2 separate regions of the Homo sapiens genome follow, and region 2 is linked to region 1. The links are chromatin loops, found by intact Hi-C in ENCODE. Cell type or tissue: heart right ventricle. All regions are shown on one strand.

What was found. Hi-C counts contacts between places; a loop is a spot of excess contacts. Peaks named below come from ENCODE experiments on the same cell type or tissue, not always from the same donor. Only the 100,000 strongest peaks of a DNase experiment are listed, where the experiment ranks them.
Region 2: it touches region 1 in a loop (2.3-fold over the local background); 3 of 110 quality-filtered maps call a loop at or near these places.

Annotation. Positions count from the first base shown.
Region 1 is chr10:33,771,670-33,774,169 of GRCh38, reverse strand. It overlaps LINC00838 (long intergenic non-protein coding RNA 838), which reads left to right and starts at 1,490. Exons shown (of 3, transcript NR_038932.1): 1 at 1,490-1,987. RefSeq lists enhancers at 104-827, 828-1,551. In heart right ventricle, no CTCF peak of the experiment used is centred here; DNase peaks (open chromatin) are centred at 943 and 1,462; H3K27ac peaks cover 1,684 bases.
Region 2 is chr10:33,675,110-33,677,609 of GRCh38, reverse strand. No RefSeq gene overlaps it. Among named protein-coding and RNA genes, the nearest start is that of LINC02628, 75 kb to the right of the region's middle. In heart right ventricle, a CTCF peak has its summit at 982; no DNase peak of the experiment used is centred here; H3K4me3 peaks cover 704 bases; H3K27ac peaks cover 2,420 bases.

The DNA of each region.
Region 1 (2,500 bases):
TGCTAGGGTATAGGGCCAGGATGGGGGTGTGGCGGGCCAGGGTAGTCTTGGAAATTGCAACATTTGGGCGAGAAGACAGGACTGCCTGTCCTCATCTAGGCCCTTGGGGGTGGAGCCCTAACCGGGGACCACGCCCTCCTCTACCCAGCACTCCCCTTTCCACTTCGGTATCATTTAAAGGGACCATGCTCTTCTCTCCCCAGCACTTCTGTATCACCAGGATGGGGATCCTTTAGATGGGAGAGCTTCGTAAATGCACTCTGGACTGAAAAGCCCAACAGCTTTGGGGCTCAAACTGTCGATGGCCCAGAGGCGAATTTTCTATCCATAGACATCTCCGTGAGAGTGAAGAGATCGAGTCCCTCACTGACTGTGCCCTGTAAACAACTGCTGTATTTGGCTGGGGCCCTGAATTCTGCCATAAGGTGCCCAGGCTCCTGACCAAGTCATAACCAAGACAGGACATAGCAAGCCTCAAGAAAAGGTTACCTTAAGGGAGGCAGGGAGGTGGTCACCAAGACACAGAGAACACGTGTGGACTGAGAAAATTAACTTTAATGGGGGCATTTAAGGCATATGGGAAAGCATTTGGAAGAATCACAATTTTCATGCTGGCTTCCCAAGTCCCTAAGAAAAAAATTCAGAAAAGGTCTCTTCACCATTTGTGAATTGTGAAATAAACACATCTCAAGGGGAGTGTGTGGGTGTGTGTACATATTAATATTCCAGGGGTGGGGGAAATATTGACACGGATGATTTTGGAAGTACTTGCAATTCCTGCCCAACTCAGACTCATCTGAAATGGGTGTGTTTCAAAGGCTCAAAGGCTGCCAGATTCCTTTTGAAAGGAAATGTTTCTTCCCGTTACCTTTCAAAGTCAGCTCGCGGAGTTTAGCCAAGAGCTGTATTTCAATGTGTTGATGTCACTTAACAAGAGGAAGAGGAAGCGTTCCTCTCTGAGTGGGGTTTAGAGGGAGCCAGGAGAGTAACTGCAGCCACGTTAGCAAGGAAATGTGCCTGATGACTTAGCTGGGGCTTTTGTATCTTCCCCATTTACTAACAATTTACTAAATGCCTTCGCTAAAGTGTCTTTTTTCTGCTCCCATTGTTCTATGTAACTGAAACAAGCCAGCATAGCATTGTCATCTAAGTCAATAATGGTCACAAAAGCGCTTTCTCTCCTTCTGCAGCAGGGTGCCTGCAAAACATAAAAGAGGGTAGTGATGCACCCGAGCAAATTACCCTCCCAATCTCATTTAAATAACGTCTTCCCCTCATCTATGCAAAACTCAGATGAATATTTACAACATCCAGGAATAGGTACCACAGGAAAGAAAGAAAGAATAATAATAATAATAATAATAAAAACCCCAACCAACCCAACCCAACCCCGCAAGTGTAATCATTCTCAAAATGCTCCGGAAACAAAGTGTTCTAGCTGTGGTTGCCCGGCAACAGGCCCACTGTAGTATTCTGCCTGGGTACGTGTAAAGTGGAGCCGTCTTTTCTGCACAGAGTGTGCACTATCATCGTAACAGCAGAGACGGAGAGCAAGATGTGAGGAGGTTAAAAGTCAGGGTCAGAAGTTCAGGTTGCTCTGACCCTCAAATCAATTTCAAGCACTGTTTGTGACATTTTCCTGTGTTCCCTCGCTTGATGTTAGTCTTTGCAATGAACCACCGAATCAGACTTCAGGGCTCATGGGACTTTGGGGTTTCAGTAGGGTCAGGTCAATTTCTACCTACCAGTGTACTGTCACCTATGAGGCAAACCATTATCTAGGCGTTTGAGAACCTCAAAGTTTTGAAGCTCTGAGGGGAAAGAGAGAGGATGAAGCGCTGGGGCCCCTGTGTCTTTGGGGCCTGACATAGCTCAACCTGTGGCTTCAGGGGGACCGTGTGCAGCCAGGTCACAGTGGTACCGGAAAGGGATCCTGATCCAGACCCCAAGAGAGGGTTCTTGGATCTCGTGCAAGAAAAAATTCAGGGTGAGTCTATAGAATAAAGTGAAAGCAAGTTTATTAGAAAAGTAAAGAAACAAAAGAATGGCTATTCCGTAGGCAGAGCAGCCCCGAGGGCTGCCGGCTGCCTATTTTTATGGTTATTTCTTGATTATATGCTAAACAAGGGGTGGATCATTCATGAGTTTTCTGAGAAACGGGTGGGGATTTCCTTGAAACTGAGGGGTCCTCCAGCTTTTAGACCGTATAGGGTAACTTCCTGATGTTGCCATGGCATTTGTAAACTGTCATGGTGCTGGTGGGGGTGTCTTTTAGCAGCTAATACATTATAATTAGCATATAATAAGCAACGAGGACTACCAGAGGTCACTTTCATCGCTACCTTGTTTTTGGTGGATTTTGACGGACTTCTTTATTGCAACCTGTTTTACAGCAAGGTCTTTGTGACCTGTATCTTGTGCTGACCTTCTGTCTCTTCCTGTGACTTAGAATGCCTGACCTCCTCGGAATGCACCTGAGTAGGACTCAGCCTCATTTTGC
Region 2 (2,500 bases), 97 kb after region 1:
AGATAACAAGAACCAACTCTATGGTACTGTGGGTTTAATCCTAGAATCACCCTATTATTCCCATTTTCAAGGTGAGGACTCTGAGGCACAGAGAAGTTAAGTAAGTGGTGGACTGAGAGTGAAATCCAGGTAGTTTAGGTTCCAATGTCTGTGCCCCTGACACAGCACTGTGCTACGTCCCTGCTATGGCTCTGCTGATAGTACATGTCTCCTCATGCCTTTTATCTTTACTTACCCCTTTATGTGTTATGTCTTGTCCCACTGTTTTAAATTTTAGTGTTCTGTGGGTCTTATTTTATGCTTTTTTTTTTTTTGTATATTGTAATGCACTTTAAAATGGGAACATGTAGAATCATGAAAGCAAGATGAAGCAATAAGAAACATGGAAACTTTCTATTGCGCCTTTGGGATTTTCTGAGAGTTCCAGGCTTTGGTGATGAGCCAGGAAGACAGTGCATGGGGACATTTAAGACCAAGTTGGGGACAGTACGTCAGAAGCAAGGGAAGACAGGTTCAAATGTGTTTACGTAGATTCCCACGAGTCATTTTCAATTACATGTAACTTAGAATGCAATGTTATTCTCCCTCTGTCTTCATTAGGTGGATTTCTGAACAATGGTTCCTGGGCAAAATACAGTAGGACATCATGCTTGGCACAAGCTTTTCTTGACCTGTGCTGTGAGGCACCATGCAGAGTTCCTGCCTTTGAGGATTTTATTTTGTTTGAGGAAATAGACGAACACAGTAACTTCAATGCCGTCCTGGAGATATTTCAGGCAGCGGGAACCTTGTGGACAAAAATATTGAGGCAGGGAAGTGTAGGGCTTGTTTCAGGAAAGGCAAGTGATTAGAACGTCATGATTGGAACAGGAAGGTCCGAGGTCAAGGCCATCCCTCTGGAGAACTCCATAAGGCACCATCCCATTGTCTTCTAGGTGAGTGGAGCCCTCTGGAGTTGTCCAGGGCAGCTGTCCCCAACATTTTTGGCACCAGGGACCAATTTCATGGAAGACAATTTTGCCATAGAAGTGGGGTGGAGGTGGCTTTGGGATGATTCAGGCACATTACATTTATTGTGCACTTTATTTATATTATTATTACATGGTAACATATAATGAAATAATTCCACAACTCACAATAATGTAGAATCGGTGGGAGCCCTGAGCTCGTTTTCTTGCAACTAGATGGTCCCATCTAGGGGTGATAAGAGACGGTGACAGATCATCAGGCATTAGATTCTCATAAGGAATGCACAACTTAGATCCCTCCCATGCACAGTTCACGATAGGGTTTGAGCTCCTATGATAATTTAATGCCATTGCTGATCTGACAGGAGGCAGAGCTCAGGTAGTAATGCAAGCAATGGAGAGCAGCTATAAATACAGATGACTGGTACCACACCGGTACAGGTCCCCAGGGTTTGGGGACACCTGGTCTAGTGCACCACTTGAGAGCCTGAACAGAGAGGCCCTGGGGGAGGTTGGGAAGAGAGATCCATAATTATTTTTCTCTTTTTATGTAATGAGGGAGAAGATTTGAAGGGGGAAATGACATCAGATTTGCCCAATTCTAAAAAGACAAAAGCTCTATATTTTCCTGGATCAGCAAAACTGTCAACTGGAGATAAGGCGTTTGTAACTAATTCCCAAGGTACCTGCTTCAAATACTAATATGAGTGTTAACGTGGAAGTGCCAAATCATAGAGTGTTCATGTGTGATAAGTGCTTTGACTTAAGGTCAAGAACCAGGTCAGAAAAACAATCTGTCCAAGTCTTCAAGCATTTTGGAATGACATGCAGAGGCCCTTAGAATATACTCCGTGAAAGCTGGAAAGAATTTTAGAAATACCGTATTCTAGTCTCCTTTACAAGTGAGGCAAAGGATCTTTGCAAACTTAACCATAAGCCTCAAAAGAATAAGGGCTGAAATTCACATCTCAGCTTGATAATGGTGCTCTTGCCTCTCAACTGACCTGCCACTGAAATAAACAATAATAATCAATTGTCACAGTCTTTTAGCAGGGATTGAGATGCTGGGCCAATCTTTTCCTCAATGGTTTTTTTTTCTGTTTTCCGTTGCCTCAAGTTAGTCCCAGGTTTGTGCTGGAACAGAGTCCAAACAGGATAAAATACCCTGAGAAGCTTTGTTCAGATTGCTGCAGCCTGGCCAGAGACAGGAAATACTAGAAACCATGAGAGAGAGCCTGTTCTGACGCGAATTCCAGCAGAGTTTGATTCGATTCAAACGAGTTCCAAAACAAAAGAAAAATCCTTACATGATCGGCCAATATTTTCAGGGTATTCCTCCAAAACAAACAGAAATTTACATCTTTAGAAGGCCCCACATCTGGAGCCCAGCCAGTGCCCAAGTTCCTTGGGCAGCCCCTTCCTCTTTATCAGGAGAGGGCCCATGAAGGGAAATCACAATTTTGTGGAACTTCAGTGACACCACTGCTTGTCATGAGCCTCCGGGATAACTCTGCCCACGAGCGATTTCCTAA